Regions from separate parts of the Homo sapiens genome. Here regions 1 and 3 are each linked to region 2. Evidence: chromatin contacts called from ENCODE Hi-C or POLR2A ChIA-PET data. All regions are on one chromosome and are shown on one strand. The core of a region is the stretch at or near the end of the contact, and the rest is flanking DNA. Distances in the headings are between cores, read along the strand shown. Region 1 overlaps BMP3 (bone morphogenetic protein 3). Region 2 holds the start of ANTXR2 (ANTXR cell adhesion molecule 2). Region 3 overlaps CFAP299 (cilia and flagella associated protein 299).

Region 1 (3,366 bases), core at 412-2,911, 980 kb after region 2:
TGAATCTTCCAATTCTAATCTCTGGTCATAAAAATGAACTCCAAAAACATTAAATCTTGATGTGCTAAGTTACTTAAGCAAAAAATTACCTAACTGCTATTGAAGTCGTGCTTCACCCTCATTAGAAAGAGCTGGTAAGGCAAATACCACAGATATGCATTAGTAATTGATATATTAATTTTTTAACTTGTTTAATAAAGAGTCATGAGAAACATGACCTGAACTCAGAAACAAACAGAAATTCCGGACTGGCAATATGCTTTACACCAGCAAATTACCGGATGGATCTTTTGTGCACGATGTAATTATTTCTGTTAATGGCAGGTTGATCAGAGGATTTCATAGTGAGAAAAAAAAAAGCAGGGGAAACTTCCTAGTAATCTGAGAGGTTCCTGATAAGATACACCAATGCAGAATCAGGGGCTTCTGTCCAAATTCCAGTGAGCCCACTAGAGACTACTCATATACTCATAGTTTCTGAATCTATCATTTGTTACTTGAAGCTGTAAAAAAAAGGACAGGAATTTTCCTAGGAAACACCCATGAATATTATCCATATCTACACCAGGTCATTTGCACAGAAACTTGTATTTGTGTTGATAGGAACTATTTCCACAGAAATGGATAAAAATGGAGGGTATGTTGTTTCTTTTAAGTATTTCATCCATTTAACAAGCATTTGTTCCATGCCTAGATTATACTAGGTGCTCAGGAACAGCAATGCACAGGAGAATTTAGCACCCAAGGTCTCATCTAATTAAGTTGATCCACTTTGTATAAAATTCAAATATTATAGGAGTCATTAAACATTAAAATAACAGAATAATTTTGGAAAATCTAGTTTAAAAGTTTTCGCTTTATGACAAGCTATTTAGATTATTGAGTCATAAAAATAACTTTAAATCAGTAGAGAAAAGTGGATGGCTGCAAAAGCTTTCTTTAGAAATTACCAATAGCAATAACAAGCAATGGCTACTGACATTTGTTGTACAATACTGATTGTAGTTTGTGTAAGTTACACAGATATTATTGGTGATGCAGGGCATACAATGTGCAAAATAAAACAGCATGGACTTCCTCTCCTCAAGGGAGGAATAACTTGCTTTGTAATGAATTAAAGCTAATTAATTCAAAGTTAACCAGTCTTTTTAACATATACTGAAAATCTCTAGGAAAAAAAAGTAAGAACAGTTGCCCATCATTAAGTCTAATTATTTAGTTACTTATGCCTAATCACAATAAAGTTGAAGTCTGATGTATGGATTTTATTTCATTGATATTAAAAGATGGGATGAGATTTAACCTTTCTCTGCCAAAAATAATCCTTTTTTTCTTTTTTTTTTTAAGAGTATGCCTGCTTTCTATATTATTGTCTTCTCCCTTGGTTTGTATATACCCTTAAAGTTTTAACTTGTTCCAGTTTCCCATGCTGGGAGCTTTAGGAGTTTGAAATTAAAATACCAATCCACTGGGGCGGGGTTCCTCTGAGCCATGAGAAACATGGCTCAAAGTTCTGAAATTAAAAAGCGAAAGTTTTGGTCAAAGTCCTACTCCTGAATTGGTCTCTGGCAAGTTACCAAACTTCTGTTTCTCAATGTGTTTAAAACAAAACTACTTTCACCTGCCTAAAAGAGGAATCGAGAAACACAGGTGTTGCACAGTGGGGCATCTCTTAGGAAGTTCTTACCACTCTGGCAATACCTAACATTCTGGACTTGCAAAAATGACTGTTCCTTTAGTACTTTTAGCTAGAGCAGAGCTGTATGGGGTTCTCTAAATAAAACCACATGCTTCACATGAATGTTAGTGGTCCCATTTGGCATTTTCTCAGGGAAAAGATTCTTACTCAGGCTTCTTTGGTGAAAGTTCTGGTATCCATAGGATAACTTTAGGCCCTCATAATTCCCAGAGGGAATTCCCAGAGGACGTGGCCCACTCTTAGAACACAACTCCATGCCTAATTCTAAACCAGTGGAGCAACAGTGACCCCCAGTGGCCAATGGTGTGGTCTTCTTACCCCCCAGTTTGTACTTCTAAGGAGAGTTGAATAATTACATAGTGGAATAGTAACCATCCAATCCATCTTGGCAACTATTAAATTAAATAAATCAATACCCCTCTGACCTGCTTGGTTTTATTTTAACAACAATGCCTAAATATCAATATAGCAGTGGCAATAATGTATCTCTGTTAAATAGAGTGCTTGTTAGGATTTTGATTAATGTAGGGTCAATAACGAATCATTTTTTGTTTCAATCCTGTTATTGAAAACACCGTAGAGTGTATTAATTCCATGTTTGGGGGCTAAGTTGTTTGTAATTAAATGATTCTTGCTGAGATAACTTGGTTTAAATCCTCTACCATTTACAAGCTATTTGAACTTAGATAAGTCGTTTAAGCTTTTTGAGCCTTTGTAAAATGTAAGAAATGTTAGCTTTGTTGTGAGAATTAGAGATACTACATATAATATGCCTGGAATGCAGCAGGCACTTAATAAATAATAACCATTTTGGTAGTGGTGGGATAGGCGATTGGGCTTAATGTATAATGATGCCAGAGGTTTTATTAAATTGTTGAAACAAATTCATTAGATAAGCATTTTGTGTAATGAGGACTGAGGAGTGGAAACGCAGTTCCACCTAACATATGTGTTCTTCTTTCATTTCTTTCTCTAGTCTTTGAAGCCATCAAATCATGCTACCATCCAGAGTATAGTGAGAGCTGTGGGGGTCGTTCCTGGGATTCCTGAGCCTTGCTGTGTACCAGAAAAGATGTCCTCACTCAGTATTTTATTCTTTGATGAAAATAAGAATGTAGTGCTTAAAGTATACCCTAACATGACAGTAGAGTCTTGCGCTTGCAGATAACCTGGCAAAGAACTCATTTGAATGCTTAATTCAATCATTAGTTTATTTTTATGGACTTCTTCCTGTTTTTTTTTTTTTTTTTTTTGCACTGCCAATGCATTTTGTTTCAAAAGATTATTTCTATAGTCAGAGGGGAATGAGCAAATAGACTGAAGATTGCCACCAAGGAAAAGAACTGTATTTGTTTCTGAATGTAACTTAAAGCAAGATTTTTAGTAAATATGGACATCTATTTCTCTTTTTGTAATCAAACACAACAACTTATCAAACTGTTTTTAGAACTGTTAGAGAACACACTGGTTTATTTTTGTAATGTTCTTTGAAAACAGAATGGAGAAGCAGCAATAGCTTGTCATTTATCTCATTTAATGACTAATGGGAAATAGAGAACAATTTCGCGTTTTGAATTAGGCTTATTGCCTTAGAATCCTGAGAAAGTGCTAAATAATCAACTCTGATGTTTTTCTTAAGTTCTTGAGACTCTTGTTTATCCTTGTTT
Region 2 (3,159 bases), core at 9-2,508:
CAAACCACATTGGGCATGTTAACCCTAGGCTTTTCCTGGCTCCAATGAAAGCGCTATGATTAGGATAAAACCAGGCAAACTTTAGCCTGCGTACGAGCAGGGTCGAGGAGGTGGGTAAGGACTCTGTGGCCGATGGAGCGTGGCCCGCAAGAGGCCACACTCCCATTTCCCAAGAGGCCAAAAGACTGGCAAACAGTGAATACCCCAACTCCCCAAAGAGCCAAGTAGCCCGGGGCTCCAATCACTACCCCCGACCCGGCTGATCTCCGCCCACACAGATCCGAACGCGCTTGCCCTTTGAAAGAAGACAGCAACAGGGCACCCCTCCGCGGGTTTCCAACACCACTCCCCGGGGTGCGCACACGCATCTCAGCCTCAGCCCCAGCTGATCCAGTGCCGCCCTCACCAGGAGACCCTGGACCTCCCTCGCACACTCACTTGTCCAGGACGAAGTAGAGATCAAAGGCTCTTCTGCAGGAGGGCTGCTCCTGGGCGCGCAGCAGCCCCCCGGGACCGCTGAGCACCAACAGCCACAGCCCGGGGAACAGCCAGCTCCCGGGGCTGCGGGCCGGGGACCGCTCCGCCACCATCCTGCGGCCGGGGGCCTGAGACTCCCTCCCGCTCGCAGTCCCCTAAGCTCAGGAGGGTCGCAAAGGTGGCGGGAGTCACCCGGCACGCACTCTGGGGTGGGGGGCGGCGAGCAGCTGAGACGCCGGCGCCTGCGGCAGCGGGACCCACCAGCTGACAGGGAGGGAGAGAGGGAGGTCCTGAGAGGACAAAGGGAGTCTCCGCCACCGCCGCAGCTGCCGCCGGAACTCTTGACGAATCCCAGTGGAAGCGCGATCCAGTCCTCCCCCTCCCGATTCCGGAGAGTTCCTGCAGACAATGCGGGCCCACGGCGACAGCTCGCGAAAGGAGTTCCTCTCCGGCCTGGGGCCGAGCCTCCAGCGCCCGCCTCGGACCCGGACCTGGAACCCACCCCGCCTGGAGGGCTGAAGTCCCCCCCGCTGCCGTGCGCTTCGGGACAAGGGGTCCCTGGGACGCGGCGACGGCAGAACAAACTAGGAGTGGAGACTCTTCTCCTCCGGCGGCCCCAACTCCCTCCGCACTCCGAAACTTTCCTCCCGGTGCTGGACTCTGGCACTGCGCTGACAGGCCGTCCCCTTTAGGGGAGGAGGCTAGCTGGCCCTGGGACTCCCGGCTGGAGAGAAGCCACGCCGAGGGCAGGAGCCCGCTCGGGCCGGGTCTGGGCTGCGTGTGTCAGTGTGCGCCTGGGGACGAGGGCGGGGCCCCAGCTGAAGCCTCCGAGCCACACATGCACACTTGTGGGTTCCTGCCGAGTTGAAGATGACTAACGCTTGCCAGATTTGGGAAAGGGAAGAAGGAGTTTAGAAAAACAAAAGTTATCTAGAAACTAAACATACCCGTATGTCCTGCAGGCCTGGCCTATTTTAGCAGCTGTGCTAAAACAGCCCCCATGCGTGGTTCACAAACCCAAGACTAAGGATTCCATGGGAGGTGACGGCCTCCTCACTCCTCACTCCACCCCACCCCTACTACCACAAACACTCTTTATGAACTTCCTCTTTTTCTTCTAAAGAAACCTGCTTAGTTTTTTTTTTTTTTTTCTTTAAAAAAAGCCAAGCCAAGGAAAGGCCGGAGTGGGGAGTGGGAGGGGATAGCAGGCCTCTTTGGGAGTGGAAAGTTGTACCTCAAAATATTTCAGCCCACTGTCATTTCCCTGCAAGCTCCAGTTTTGGAGAATTTCAGCTTTGGGCAAGCTAGGTCTCCTTTGCAAAACTTGTGCAAGCACTCAAGTTTGTGCACAAATCCTCTGTCTACTAGTTCTGCTCTCCCTCCTCTCTCTTCCCCCCACCTCCGTGACTTCCGCCCTCCCTTAGTCAAAACTGGCTTTTAGAACCTAAATACCTTTTCATTTTTAACAAAATCAATGCTTTATGTAGTACTTACATATACATCTCTTCTGTTTGTTGCCATATGTATTTAACTTTTCATTTATTATATTTGATATACAACCAGATATGTCAGCTCTTTGAAGATAAAAATTAGTTACTTTAACAAAGATTCATTGAGTGCCTATTATTTGCTAGGCACTGTTCCAGAAGTGGAGGTTAGTGCACAGAACAAGATAACAAGCCCTTGCTTTCATGAAGCTGACAGTCTGGCTGAAGAGTGAAAACAGACAATAAGAAATAAATACATAAGCAAGGAAAAAAAATGTCCATATTGGAAAGGTGGCCTGTAGAAATTTAAAATATTGTGATGATAAAGAATGACAGACTCAGTGACTAACAAAAAAGACCCAGTCATTCCAAGAGCTCTAAGGGGAAACATTTGGAGTTACTGCAAAGGTCCATAGACATTAGCTTAGCATATTCAAAAAAGAAAAAAAAAAAACTGTGTAGCTGGAGCTTTGCAGGTAAGATGATGTAAGACAAATAGGCAAGGGCCAGATTATGTGATGCTTTGTTTACTGAGATAAGGAATTCAGATATTTAATATTGAGTGTGACAGGAGGTTATTAGAGGGGTTTAAGCCCAGGAGTGGAGTGGCAGATGAATTGATATGATCTGTGTTTTTCAAAGATCATTCTGGCTGCAATGAGACAATGAATTTGGAGTTAGCAACAGTGACAACAGGGAGAGCAGTTAGGAGACTATTGCAGTAGCAACATGTTGACAAACAATCCTGAGGTTCATAAATTTGGAAAGGAGAACTTCATTTCTTATAAAGGGTTACAGCTGCAGGCTGGACATCTTGACAGGCTGGGAAGTGTAGCCTCTGGCAGAGACAAAAAGCAGGCACTTTGAGGGAGGAAAGGGTGGAACAGGAATTTATGCTAAATGAGTTGGCCAAGTATACATATTCAACAGGTTATAGGAGGAACTATGAATATTTCTGAAGCAAGGGGTACATGAACTATGCATATTTCTGAAGCAGGTGGGTTAAGTTTCCACATCAAAGTGAACATGGGACATATGCAACATGCATGTTTAGTAAGCAAACATGAATAGTAAGCAAACATGCAAGTTGCATATGTCTCATGTTCACTTTGAGGTGGAGACTTAACAATTAAATGTATTATAATTAGGCCCTATATGTCAAAAGGTGAAACAGAAGACATGAAGGCACTCAGTG
Region 3 (3,336 bases), core at 468-2,967, 800 kb after region 2:
TGCGACTACTAGAAAATTCAAAAATACATCTGTGGTTCACATTGCTGGCTCATATCGTATTATATCTCCATTAAGCAACACTCTTCTGGTCTACTTGTCCCCAACCCAGAGGCTCAATCTCACCCCAATCTTTAGAACCAGTACTAATCTTAGATAGGTATGATGTAAAAAGCCAGAAACCAGAGATCAGCAATTAGTCATTGGACCAGATCTGCCTGCAGAATTGTTTATTTGGCCTGCACAATTGTATGTAAAATTGTGTCAATGTTTCAGAAACAAAAAATTTCCCACAAAATATCTTGGACTTGAAATTTTCTTTAAACTTATAAGATCTCTCATCTTGCCGGGCGCGGTGGCTCACGCCTGTAATCCCAGCACTTTGGGAGGCCGAGGCGGGTGGATCACAAGGTCAAGAGTTCGAGACCACCCTGGCCAACATGGTGAAACCCCGTCTCTACTAAAAATACAAAAAAAAATTAGCTGGCCATGGTGGCAGGTGCCTGTAATCCCAGCTACTTGGGAGGCTGAGGCAGGAGAATCGCTTGAACCTGGGAGGCGGAGGTTGCGGTGAGCCAAGATCGCGCCATTGCACTCCAGCCTGGGCAAAAAGAGTGAAACTCTGTCTCAAAAAAAAAAAAAAAAAAGATCTCTCATCTCAACTGTCATCCAGAATTAAACTGCAGCTGCTTCCTCAGATGGGGCATATTTTTACTAGATTAACACAGACTTCACTAACCACATATAGTGATACCACCATCACCCTTGAGTTACTCATGCATAGTACCTGCTAGCTTCTTTTAGGCATTTGAGTTTGTGACTTCTGGTTTAAACTGCTATCTTAGATTCTAGAGGTCATATTTTCTGTTAGCCTAGTCATGATATTCTTTGCTCACCCACTACGTGTGAGTTTATTTCAGCCCTTGGTCTCCCTCAGGTTGTTCCATACCGTGGTTACAAGGTTGAACTGCGTCAGTCTGAGATGATTATGATGATGATTTAAAAACAATGATGATGTTAACTGAGCACTTACTGTGCATAGTACTAATTAATAACTAAAGCACTGTACTAAATAATTTATATATTACATATTATATATAAATATTATATATTACATTTATAAATATTATATTATATATAATATTTCATTTTCTCTTTACAACAACCTTATAGGTTAGGGACCTGATATGGTTTGGCTGTGTCACCACCCAAATCTCATCTTGAATTGTAATCCATATAATCCTCACATGTCACGGGAGGGACCTGATGGAAGGTAATTGAATCATGGGGGCAGTTTTCTCCATACTGTTCTCAGGATAGTGAGTGAGTTCTCACAAGATCTGATGGTTTTATAAGCAACTGGCATTTCCCCTGCTGGCACTCATTCTCTCTCCTGCTTTCCTGGGAAGAGGTGCCTTCTGCCATGATTGTAAGTTTCCTGAGGCCTCCCCAGCCATGTGGAACTGTAAGTTAATTAGACCTCTTTTCTTTATAAACTTCCCAGTCTTGGGTGTTTCCTTATAGCAATATAATAATGGACTAATACAAGACCTTTTTCACATTTTAACACTTAAAAAACCTGTATCATTAAAGTGTTAGCTGGCTTAACCAAAGTTATATACAGACACATACATATGTACAACCAGAAATCCAGGACCAAACAGAGATCACTGCCATTATTTTTTTTAATTCAGTACATTATTCCATTTAAGACTTTGACATGTAAAGATGTCACTTTTGACCTCAAATCCATATCCCAATCCTTCCCAGGTCATATTTTTTTTTGTCAGAAGTGTGTCTCCTGTGACAAGACCTAATTTAGGAATATTTTTCAGAACTTTAAGCAATCCTGCTGTCCACAGTTAAGACTAGGAAATTTTGGCCATCCTGTACCCACCCTTGCCACTTCCTTCTTTCATTGAGCTTGGCAGAAAACACCCCTTTGTACTTAACCAGGCTTTCATTTTCAGTCACTGTGAGTAAGAATTATAGTGTCCCCACAGCTTTGTGTGTGGAAGAGCTCTGAACAGAATTAAAAGTGACCTGTAATTGTGGTTTCAGCCTAAAAGTCTTTAGGGAAACATTGGCCCTGACTTGTTGAACCTCAGTTATGTCCCAGGATACTTTTAGAATCTACTCATATCCTCTGAACTGTGGTTCAAAAAAATTTTGTAATATCTACTTGGAATTCTTTTACAGATAAATTTAATTTTCCAATACTTAACTCATTTTAGCTTCTCTTTATTCCAAGCTAAATATTAAGTACTGTCTCTCATGGAAAATTCAGAAATAGAGCAGAGATCCCAAAAGCCATATACTGTGCATATAACCCATAAACTAGGACTAACAATTCCTACTGAATCCTTACTAGAGTATCTGTCTGTGTCATCTAATGACAGAAATTATTCATGCACAGTTTGGTCCATTGCTTTAAAAGAAAAAGTCAGAATCCCAGAGCAATCACTTGGTAGTTTCTTTAGTTGTCTAGAATGTGTTTCCTTGAAGATTGTGTCTCTGGATAAACCTTAAGTGAATAATTAGAGATCTCACAAAACCTCTAGTTTATTGACACTGACTGTGGTTAAGACAGGATTACTCTACATAAGATTTTTTCCAACTTTTTAAAATTTTTGGTCAAAAATACACAACATAAAATTTCAGTTTAACCGTTTAAAGTGTACAGTTGAGTGACATTAAATACATTCAAATTTTTGTGCAACTTTTTCAACTTTTTATTATTAATTTTTTTTAAGTTTTGGAAAAGTTCAAAGAATAGTACAATGAAGGCTAATATACTCACAACCTAGACAAAACAATTGTTAACATTTTTCCAAACTTGCTTCAATTCTCTTTTGGTATTTTGGTGTGTGTTTATTTGTGTCTATGTTTGTACTATTTGAAAGTAGCTTACAGATTTCACCTTAAAATATTTCATCTTGCGTCTCATGAGTATAAGGACATCCTCCTACATAACATCACCATTATTTTAGATAAAAATTCATAATTATTTTCTACTGTCATCTAATGTTTAGCTCATATTTAAATTTTCTTAAGTATGTCCAAAATGTATTATAGCTACTTGTGTGAATCATCATTCAATGTATAAAAATTACATTGCTTGTGTCTCTTTACTGTCCTTTTCTTTAAAAGAGCACCTCTCTCCATACTTCCCAGCCAAATATTCTTTTCTTTGTGATGACATTGACGTTTTAAAAACACAGGACCCTTGTCTTTTAGATTGTTCCACATTCTGAACTTGTCTGATTGTTTCCTTGTGGTAATATCTGACTCATTTCTCTTATCTGTGTATTTTCTTTATACTGGGAGATAACTCTAAAG

The links. A loop is a pair of places that touch in the nucleus more often than their neighbours do. ChIA-PET counts read pairs that join two places held with the same protein, here RNA polymerase II (POLR2A). Pooled maps may share reads with other maps.
Region 1: a loop to region 2 is called in a map with no recorded cell type, with 6 times the contacts of the local background. The contact joins the enhancer-like site here to the promoter of ANTXR2 in region 2. A Hi-C loop is called at or near these places in 9 of 37 single-sample maps with no recorded cell type and 5 of 50 pooled maps. POLR2A ChIA-PET finds 5 or more read pairs at or near these places in 1 of 52 experiments (T-cell).
Region 3: a loop to region 2 is called in a map with no recorded cell type, with 20 times the contacts of the local background. The contact joins the enhancer-like site here to the promoter of ANTXR2 in region 2. A Hi-C loop is called at or near these places in 12 of 37 single-sample maps with no recorded cell type and 5 of 50 pooled maps.

The regions. Positions count from the first base shown.
Region 1 is chr4:81,050,670-81,054,035 of GRCh38, forward strand. It overlaps BMP3 (bone morphogenetic protein 3), which reads left to right. Exons shown (of 3, transcript NM_001201.5): 3 at 2,676-3,366. The coding sequence ends at 2,867. Among named protein-coding and RNA genes, the nearest start is that of BMP3, 22 kb to the left of the region's middle. RefSeq lists a silencer at 1,609-1,658. Within about 2 kb of position 1,662, at least 2 of the 41 ENCODE cell types and tissues checked have a DNase peak (open chromatin) inside an H3K27ac peak, as active enhancers do.
Region 2 is chr4:80,071,971-80,075,129 of GRCh38, forward strand. ANTXR2 (ANTXR cell adhesion molecule 2) reads right to left here and starts at 1,259. Exons shown (of 17, transcript NM_058172.6): 1 at 439-1,259. The coding sequence starts at 590. RefSeq lists a silencer at 549-708 and enhancers at 889-998, 1,329-1,608.
Region 3 is chr4:80,875,039-80,878,374 of GRCh38, forward strand. All of the region lies in intron 4 of CFAP299 (cilia and flagella associated protein 299), which reads left to right. Among named protein-coding and RNA genes, the nearest start is that of BMP3, 150 kb to the right of the region's middle. Within about 2 kb of position 1,718, at least 3 of the 41 ENCODE cell types and tissues checked have a DNase peak (open chromatin) inside an H3K27ac peak, as active enhancers do.